2 separate regions of the Homo sapiens genome follow, and region 1 is linked to region 2. Evidence: chromatin loops called from intact Hi-C (ENCODE). Cell type or tissue: thyroid gland. All regions are shown on one strand.

Region 1 (5,000 bases), 52 kb after region 2:
TCCCAGAAGCAACCGGTGGGACTTGGCCCTTACCAGCCAGGGGTCTACTCCATTGGCTCTTGGTGCCCACCAGCCCCTGTTAGAGGAGGCCCAGAGGCCTCCAGAGGCACCATGGAGGCAAGATGGGCTGGGTAGAGAGCAGGACTGGAGCTTCCTCACCAGGGTTCTGCCTCTGGCCCCGATCTCCCCATCCACACAGCGGAGCCAGGCCACTGGAAAGGACAGCCAGTCCAGCCCCTTCCTGGAGTGAGGCCCCCAGCCAGCGGGGATGTGGCGGCTGCTTAACTGTTCTGCTTTCTTCCCTAGTTATCAAACTGTTACCTAGTTATGGTGTGAAGGGGAGGGGGCAGGGACTTAGGACCAAAGGTGGGAGGTAAGCTCCTTTTTCTACCCTGGTAAATAGCCCCAGCCTTCTTGGGGCTACACTGATTAAGAAATGGGATCACTCAGGAGGATTGCTTGAGCCCAGGAGTTCGAGGCTGCAGTGAGCCATGATCGCACCACTGCACTCCAGCTTGGGAAATAGCAGGACCCTGTCTCTAAAAACAAAGAAAAAAGACAAGGAGATGGAATCAAAGCCCAGAGGTCCTCCCCTTCTCAGAGCCACCACTAGTTCTCTGTGACCATGGAAAACTACCCCCAGCCCCACTGCCTTTTGCCTCCGGTCAGTGGGTTTTGCGGGGCTCTGAGGTGTCTCCCCACTCACCCAGCTCTGGGCAGAGCAGCTGGGCTGGGCTGGGGCTGAGCTAACCAGAACCTGGAAGTAGGGCTCGGGGTTCTGGCTGTGGCCCCATCCCTGGCTTGGCCCAGCCTCGTCAGCTTTGGTCCAGGTTCCTGAATGGTGCCTCCCTGCCCACCTTGTGTTGGGAGCGTGAGCATTAGAGGGGAAGAGGGCGGACAGGAAGGGAGGGTCAGTTATTTTACAAGTTTTTAAAAAGTTACAGGTAGGTTAACTTTGAGTAAAAAAAAAAAAAAAAAAAATGTCACAAAACAAGGATCAAACAGAGGGCACGTTTCCCTCTCCCCTTCCCTTCTAGGGGCATAAGTGGTGGTGAGAACACTCATATGATGGTGCAGGACTGCAAGGCGCCCCCCTTCCGGCTACCTTGCGTGGGCACAGGTTTGCCTTTCCCGTAGTACCCCGTGAAGATGGCCCTGACCTCCATGTTCTTGGCCAGGGTCAGCATCCAGCGCCCATTGCCCAAGGAATAGAGCTTGCCCCGGCTTAGCTCGCCCACCTCCTCGCCTCGGCTGCCCCCCTTCTCCTGCCGCAGAATCTCTAAGAGGTCAAGGCCCGTCTGCACGGCCTCTACGTCAGCTGCACAGCCGAGGGTGATGTGGGCGCGGCTCCCCCGCGGCAGGTTGTCAGTGGGTGACAGCTTGTCCACATCACTCGGCCACAACTGCAGTTGCTGCTCGCTTAACTCCACCCGGGCCCCAGTCGTCTTGGGTGTCACAAAGAGGGCAGAGATGGTCAGCGTGAAGGCCTTGGAGTAAGATTTCTTTAACACCTGGGGAGAGTGAGAAAGAGGGGCCCAAGCTAGAGATGGCAGGCTCTTGAGGAACAGCTGACCCAGGGAGGGTCCCTCCTGGAGGAGAGAAGGGGAAGTCTAACAGAAGTGAGCACAGCTGAGCAGGGGTCGGTATAGGCCCAGCATCCACTAACAACTGCGGCACGCACCTTCCATAGGCGCTCCAGGCTCAAGTGAGAAACACGAAGGCGCTCAGACAGGGCCACACGGGGACAGCCGGACTTCCTGAGGGAGCCCAGCTCCCTGCACACTGGCTTCCGGCCTCAGCGGGCTGGCTGACCTCTCGGTGCCTTGGCTTCATCACCCGTAAAACAGGGAGAACCAGAGCCTACCTCAGAGTTAATGTGGTTATGAGAGTGACTAGGTAAACAGCCCACAGGGGTGTCCGCGCACACAACAGCTGCTACTGTTGGCACCGCTCAGCTTCCCCTGGGACCCAGACAGCGCCCTGGAGGACAGGGTGAGGTCAGACTGAGGTCAGACTCGCCCTTGATGGAAACCTGCTCTTACACTTTGGTTCCCATCTGATGATATGTCTGCTTCTATCTGATTCTTTGAGACAGCCCATCCCATCTCAGCATAAACGCTTTTCTATTTTTGCTCACGATCCCTTGTCCCAACAGTGTCTGGCATGAAATGGGTAGTTAATAAATGCTAAATGAAGGCATGGTTAGGGATGGTAGCTCAGGTGTTACATATTCATTCCACTATGCTAGGGTGCTGGAACCACAGGAGTCAACGAAACTTAAAAACTCGCCCTCAGGGGAGCTTCCATTTGGGAGGACACTCTAGTGAACAAACAAACGATTGTGCTAACCTAGGCAGAGAAGTGGGAGAGTGGGCTTGGGGGTGGACACTTGGAAGTTGGAGACTGTGGATATGGGTGACATGCCTGGCATTCAGGGATCACTGTCAGTGGCTGTGGGTGTAAGGTGCCAGCTGTGTGGTGCAGAAAGGTCTCGTACCCATTAGCCAATAAGCTTCATTATCGTATGAAACTCCCTCACTCTGGGGCCAGGCCAGACCTCAGACCTGGGGACAGGGATGGGGACCTCAGTGCACCAGGCTCCCTGGGGGCGAAGGACTCCTAGTCTTTGGAAGGTAAAACAGGCTCAGAGAGACCAGAGCAGGAGCCCACTGTGGACCAGCATTCTCCATGAATCTGCAGAAGGCGAAGGTGCTTGGGGGCAGGTGAATGCACAGGCTGGCAGTACTGCCAGGGCAGGCTCCTTAGAACCTGCGGCTGAGGTCTATGCAGCTACGCCTGGGGACAGGGGAGCTAGGAGGAGGAGATGCCATTTTTCTTGAGCTGCCATCTGGTTTTTGGTCCCTGCCTGGCACCGGTACCTATCTTCAGAAGATGCTGCAGCCCCTTCTCCCCCAACCTCCCACCTCCCCCATGTGTCCCTGGGGAAGACTCACATCTTGTTGAGCGTACTCCTCTGCCCCGGGAGCCTTCCCGTAGTCACAAAACTTGGTTGTGCAATGCAGCACGCCTGGGGGTCTCTTTCCAAAGTAGGTGACCAAGTCCATCTTCTCCCTGGGCTCATCCCCAGGGACGACTGCCGGGAGAAAACGGGTGCAGTCAGGGCAGGGGAGCAGGGGCATACCAACATCCGCCACCAGGACCACCGAGGCCCAGCGCAAAACACTCGGACACTAAGCATCACCTCTCCAGCAACCCACTACAGCTCATTCATTGGTTAGTTGGTCAAACTAATGGCAACTTTAGAGCAATAAAAAGTTAAAATTCTCAGGCCAGGTGCGGTGGTTCACACCTGTAATCCCAGCACTCTGGGAGGCCGAGGTGGGTGGATCACAAGGTCAGGAATTCAAGACCAGCCTGGCCAAGATGGTGAAACCCCGTCTCTACTAAAAATACAAAGAAATTAGCCAGGCGTGGTGGCGGGCGCCTGTAATCCCAGCTACTTGGGAGGCTGAGGTAGAGAATTGCTTGAACCCAGGAGGCAGAGGATACAGCGAGCCGAGATAGTGCCACTGCACTCCAGCCTAGGCAACAGAGCAAGACTCCGTCTCCAAAAAAAAAAAAAAAAAAGTTAAAATTCTCTGGCTTTACATTGTATAGATCTTTCCATCTCTTCTCCAAACTCTAAGGCATTTGTAACAGAGGCAGGCAGTACAGGCCAAGGGAATCTAAGATTTACTAGCACCACGTCTCAAAGGGGAAGCAAGTCATGGGAAGTGGGGTGGAAAGAAAACAGAGGGCTGGGAACAACATGGTACGGTGGAAACAGCCAGAACACAGTGAATATCTCAGCTCTGCCATGTACCAGCCATCGGCCTCGGGCAAGTGACCAACCCTATCTATCAATCCAGCACAACAGTTAGGGTGACCATATACCCCAGTGTTCCCAGGACCACCAGGGAACTATCAGTAGTGCCCCATTTCACTCAGGGGCCCATCTGGACAAGCAGTCACAACGTCACCATCAGTTTAATACACACCTTGCAGGCCTATGGGGGGGCCTCCTGGTACAGGAAGGGTCTTGGACTATAATGGGGTGACATTATGGGGCTGGAAGACACAAAGAGGAGTGGAGTATCTGTGATTTTGATTTCCAGACTCCACACCTGTGGCTGTCTTTGGAGTCACTCGCTTTTTCCTGTTATGTTCTGAATTGAGTCCCCATGAGGATGTCTCGCCCTCCACAGGGGAGGAAGGCCTCTCCTGAGAGCAGCCTTGCTGGCCCATTACATTTCTCCTGCTCTAATCCTGGGCAGAAAAATCCAGTTTTCCTTTACAAATAAAATAGGCTGGGCATAGTGGCTCGCACCTGTAATCCCGGCAATTTGGGAAATTGAGGCGGGGCGTTTGAGACCAGCCTGGCCAACATGGTGAAACCCTGTCTCTACTAAAAATTTATAAATTAGCCAGGTATGGTGGCGGGTGCCTGTAATCCCAGCTACTTGGGTGGCTGAGGCAGGAGAATTGCTTGAACCCGGGAGATGGAGGTTGCAGTAAGCCGAATTGCCCCACTGCACTCCAGCCTGGGCGACAGAGCAAGACCCCCGTCTCAAAAAAAAAAAAAAAAAAGATCTGGCAATCATCCTGTCAAGCTTGATTCGTCCCATCTTGGGCCAAGGGCCCCTCCTTTCTTTTGTGCTACCGACCAGCCTGGTCAAGATGGTGAAACCCTGTCTCTACTAAAAATACAAAAATAAAAAAAAATTAGCCGGGCATGGTGGCAGGCGCCTGTATTCCCAGCTACTTGGGAAGCTGAGGCAGAGAATTGGCTTGAACCCAGGAGGCGGAGGTTGCAGTGAGCCGAGATCATGCCACTGCACTCCAGCCTGGGCAACAGAGCAAGACTCCGTCTCATAAATAAATATTAAAAGCAACTTTGAGCAGTAGTCACTCCAGGGCAGAGCCACCAGCTCACAGGTACAGGGCTTGCTCCTGGCCAATGTCACTGCAAGCACCACAGTTCACTGCAGAGTTCAAGTTTA
Region 2 (5,000 bases):
GGAAGGGAGGAGGATTTAGGTTTGGAACTCTAAAAGGCACGCTTTCCCTGCAGCAAAAAGCTTGAGGATGGGCCCCAGGGAGGGGGTGGGGTTTTCTGGGGTGGAGACTGTGTCCATTCCTTTCTTTTCCGTGTAGTCTAAACTGGCCTTGCAGAAGCAACTCACCAAGACGTTGGCAGCCCGCTTCCTGCCCAGCCCGCTCCCCACCGCAGCCACTGCCATCTGTGCTCTGCCAGGGCCCCTGGCCCTCCGCCCTGCCCCTACAGCAGCCACTACCCTCTTCCCGGCTCCCATCCTGGGCCCAGCTCTGTTTCGCACCCCAGCAGGAGCTGTCCGCCCTGCCACAGGACCTATCGTCCTTGCCCCTTATTAGCCCTCATGGGGAGGCCAGAGCTGATTTCCCAATAGCCACTCCTTGTCTCCTCCTGTCCTGAGACACCTTGGTTTCCTACATGCCACAGGGACTGTGAACAGCTTCAGGGGTCCTGCCCGATCCAGAAAGAGCTGGGCTAGTTTTAAGGGCAGCTGCCTTCCAAGGACTGTCCCCACCCTCCTTTCGCAGGCCTTCCAGGGTTAATCCTAGGCTTGCCTGCATTTCCCACCCTGACAGACCCCAAAGATCTATGCAAAATCTCAGCCCCAGCCATGTGGTGCTCTCACTTTCCTCCACCCAAGACCCACATGGCCAGACTCTAGGAATCTTAGCTTCTACAAGCCATCCTCTCCTAGCCAGGGGACGACTCTCTGACCTCTATTCCTAGGCTTTGGGGCTTCACTGGAGATAGGGATGGGGTCTCTAGCTGCAGCAGGCTCAAGGCTGTCAGGACAAGGTGACCATGGGAGTGTGACAGAGGACCATGGAGGAGAAAGGGGGACCCAAAAGTCCTTCGATCAGCAGTGCTAAGGTGGGGCAGAGCCAAGGAGGTAGTGGGGCTGGTTCTGAAAGCTTTTGGGGGCTTCATCTGCTCTGAAGGGGTGGGACTAAGAGAGGAGGTGATGTTCTGGTTGGGCCCAGGGTTTTGTTTTAATCTTAAGTCTTCTGGGCATTCATGGGCCCAGTCTTTTTTTCTGTCTGAGAGTATCATTCTGTTGCCCAGGTTAGAGTGCAGTGGTGCAATCTTGGCTCACTGCATGCAGCCTCTGCCTCCCTGGTTCAAGTGATACTTGCTGATAAGCCCAGTCTTAATATTGAGGGAGTAACTCATCCCTCAGAAGCTCTTCTTCTTAGCCTTTCTCTGACTTCCTGAACCCCAACTCTTGGAGGGCGGGTGTGGGTCTCCCTCAGACTATGGACTCAGCTAACACCGAACCCCCCGCAGAGCTCCCAAAGGAAGAGCTTTCCCCTACAGCTTCCCACTCCAAACTGGTCCTAGCACTAAATTCAGCTTTCCCTTCTCCCAACCAGCCCCTGCCACTGTGAAGCTGAGTGTTGGGAGGCAGTCTCACATGCACTGGCAAGACCCATTTTCATGCTGTCAATGTCAATGTCACAAACTCCTTTCCACTGCAGCACTGCCCCCTCCCCACCCCACAATATGGGACCCTGCCAGTATCCCCCTGTATCTTTTTTTTGTTTTTTAAAGACATTTCCAATGGGAGAACCAGAAAAAGGGGGAGGGGAGGGAAACTTTTTGATAACAATTGTGGTTTTATTGTGTCCAACCAATGCATCAATAAATGAACTTGAAGCCCAAGCCTGTGTGTGTCCTAATTCCACTCACCCAGCCCCGGGCACCTGCCCCACTCACCTCTGGCTTTGAGAAGGGGCGTGTGTCGGTGGTTGCCTGGCTGCAGTGTCTCACCTAGGCTAGGTGTGCACCTTAGAAGCACAAAGCGGGCACAGTTGTGGGTAATAAGCTTACTCTGCAGGCCGCTGGGTGTGTGCCCACCCTCCTGAGCCCCGAAAGAGGACCTGTCAGCTCCTGAGAGGCTGCTACGGGTTTGCCTTGTTCTGTTCAGGCATCTGAGGTAAGAAGGAGGGGCCAGAGGAGCACCTTGTCCAGCCTTCACCATGAGAGCGGGCATATAAATATAAATACAGGTAACTTATAAATAGAAGTCCAGCTCTGAGCTGAAAACCACAGGCAGGATAAAGAGCAGCCTCCAAGAGCGAGGCTGGCGGGCTGGGCACTGAGCGGCCACTCTGGTGACTGACAGCAGGTAGTGCACTCCTGCCCCCTGGTGGCTGGAGGGAGCGGCAGATCCCAGCCTCCAGGGCTGGTTGGCATAGCACCTTAAAGAGGGAGAAGCCATTGGCTTTACGAAATCAAGAGAACTGGAAAGGATCTAGGAGATCATCTAAGCAACTCTGGTCATCTTACAGATGAGAAACTGATGCCCAGAGAGGGGAAAGGTCTTGCTGGGTCACAAAGTGGGCTGGTGACTCATAGCCCAGTTATTCTATTCCATCTCAACCAGTGAGGCCCATCTGCTCCCTGAGCAGGAAGAGGAAGTAAAACAATTGGTAGGGGTGGGGAATTTTTTTTTTTTTTCTTCGAGATGGAGTCTTGCTCTGTTGACCAGGCTGGAGTGCAGTGGCACGATCTCGGCTCACTGCAGCCTCCGCCTTCTGAGTTCAAGCAATTCTCCTGCCTCAGCCTCCCCGGGTAGCTGGGATTACAGGCATGTGCCACTACGCCCGGCTAACTTTTGTATTTTTGGCAGAGATGGGGTTTCACAATGTTGGCCAGGCTGGTCGTGAACTCCTGACCTCAAGTAATCGACCCGCCTTGGCCTCCCAAAGTGCTGGGATTACAGGGGTGAGCCACTGAGCCCAGCCAGGGGTGGGGGATTTAAAACAGAAAACTACACTCCCAGGAGGCCAACTTCTTCCAGCCAAGAAAAGGACAGGAGAAAGGTCAGGGTGAGGGATGAGGAGACGCCTAATGCCAGTATAGGAGCATATTTGTGTGTGCACAACTAAATGCATACACACAATACCTGGACACCCTTTTTCTGGAGTCCAGGCTGGTGCCATAAGTGTGTGTGTGTCGCTGATGGGAAGCCCAGAGGGTGGGGCCCCTACCTATAATAGGAACTCAGACCCAAGAAGGGACACTGCTGCGTGGTGACTCTGCTTCCTGTCTGGGGCAGCTGGAAGGGACAGTGACCCACAACTGCCCCAGGAGACAGTGGAGCAGATCCTCTAAAAGCTGGGATGGGGAGTAGGCTGGGAGGGCTGAGGAAGGGGATGTCAACCAAGAGTATTTGCACTTCCCAGAGGTGAGAGGGAGCAAAGTGGCTGGGGCGTGGCCTGGCGGGGAGCTCCCTGGCTGACTGGGAAAGACAGCTTGTCCTCTACTTTGCCCTCAACACATCTACCAGAGCCCCAGACACTGAAATGGGGCTGGGATCGTGAAAGAGGAACGGCAGCTCTTCAGCCATCCAAGGAGCCGCTGCCCTTGTTCTTCCGGCTGAGGGGGAAGGCAGACTTGCTCTGGGGTTGCGTCATCTTGCTGGCCAAGTAGACAAAGGGCTCCAGGAGGGAGCGCCGGTCCGCCACTGACACCTCCCACAGCTTCACCTTCTCTGACTTGGCCCAGTGCTGAGCCACATCTGGGTCTACACGCCGCTGCTCCTGTAAGTCACACTTGTTGCCAAGGACCACGATGGTGACCTGGGGAAGAGGGACAGAGCATAGGCCTGTGAATGTACCATAGAACCAGGAATGGACATGGGGGCTGGCAACCACCTAGGAGTTCTATGAGAGGAAAGCTCAATGGCTGATATCTCATCTCTTTCTAGATTCCATACCACTCATTGTGGGGAAGGAGATGGTTGCTTTTTTTCTCTTTCCTCTGTTCAAATTCTGGCCTCCATCTAGCCCTCCTTTTAGGAGTTCTATCACCAGCTCTGTATTGCCCATACATGCTCATTATTAGCAGTCAGTTTCTGGCTCAACAACAGGTGAGGAAGCACTCCCAGAACCCTGCAGCTTACTGTGGGATTCTGGAGAACAGAAGGGCCTTCGTGGCCAGATGCAGTGGCTTACGCCTGTAATCCCAACACTTTGGGAGGCTGAGGCAGGTGGACTGCTTGAGTCCAGGAGTTTGAGACCAGCCTGAGCAACATGACAAAACCCCATCTCTACTAAAAATACAAAACTTAGCCAGGTGTGGTGGCATGCACCTGTAGTCTTAGCAGGGGGCTGAGGCAGGAGGACCACCTAAGCCTTGGGAGGTTGAGGCTGCAGTGAGCTGTGATCATGCCACTGCACTCCAGCCTGGGTGGCAGAGTGAGACCCTGTCTCAAACAAACAAACAAACAAACAAACAAAAGAAGGGCTTTCATAGCTAAAAGCACAGAACCATCAGGAAGGACAACTATGTGGGGACTTCATACAACTAAGTGGGGGCTTCATACATTAGGTCAGTGACCCCTTCAACAACTAAATGGGGGCTTCATACATTAGGTCAGGGACCCCTTAAACCACAAAGAGGCCTCTTTTGTTGAGCAGACTCAACATGCAGCCAATCCTGAGGGTAAAGATACCCTCAGTGGCCTCCACCCCACCTCTGGCTCCTAACTCACCTTGGAGTGAAGAATGGAGCCATGCCAGGCTTCCCAAACCAGCCCTCCGCCCAAACTCTCTGACCACTGAGGCTCCCACCAGAAGCCTATGCCACACACCTCCTTCTTGTCCTTGGATTTGTCAATCTCCTTCTTGAGCAGCTCCACACGCTGAAAAGACTCTCTGCTATCTGTGCTATAGACCAGGACGTAGCCATCAGTGCAAGAGAAGCAGTGTCGGGGCAGTTCGGCCCCATCTCGGAGCCCCCGGGTGTCATAGAAACGCACCTGCTCTCGCACCCCCCGGTCTGTCTCAATGGAGCCCACGTAGATGTCCTCCTGCGTCTCGATCATCTCCGAACCTGGTATAAAATGAGAAAACTGTCTGAAGTGGAGAGAGAGATGGGAAATGTGAGTGATGAGAGCATCTTAAGGCTGACCAAATGGGGAGAAAGGAATGTAGGGGGCTGAGGAGGCCAGAGAATTGACAG

Evidence for each region. Peaks named below come from ENCODE experiments on the same cell type or tissue, not always from the same donor. Only the 100,000 strongest peaks of a DNase experiment are listed, where the experiment ranks them.
Region 1: a loop joins it to region 2, with 2.3 times the contacts of the local background. A loop is called at or near these places in 75 of 110 quality-filtered maps.

What each region holds. Positions count from the first base shown.
Region 1 is chr17:41,969,986-41,974,985 of GRCh38, reverse strand. It overlaps CNP (2'',3''-cyclic nucleotide 3'' phosphodiesterase), which reads right to left. Exons shown (of 4, transcript NM_033133.5): 3 at 2,955-3,094; 4 at 1-1,511. The coding sequence ends at 1,062. Among named protein-coding and RNA genes, the nearest start is that of CNP, 5.7 kb to the right of the region's middle. RefSeq lists an enhancer at 1,694-1,813. In thyroid gland, no CTCF peak of the experiment used is centred here; no DNase peak of the experiment used is centred here; H3K27ac peaks cover 551 bases.
Region 2 is chr17:42,022,270-42,027,269 of GRCh38, reverse strand. It overlaps NKIRAS2 (NFKB inhibitor interacting Ras like 2), which reads right to left. Exons shown (of 4, transcript NM_017595.6): 3 at 4,630-4,871; 4 at 1,629-3,616. The coding sequence ends at 3,377. It overlaps ZNF385C (zinc finger protein 385C), which reads left to right. Exons shown (of 9, transcript NM_001392013.1): 9 at 137-1,694. The coding sequence ends at 373. Among named protein-coding and RNA genes, the nearest start is that of NKIRAS2, 4.7 kb to the right of the region's middle. RefSeq lists an enhancer at 2,284-2,333. In thyroid gland, a CTCF peak has its summit at 2,179 (motif pointing left); a DNase peak (open chromatin) is centred at 2,149; H3K27ac peaks cover 746 bases.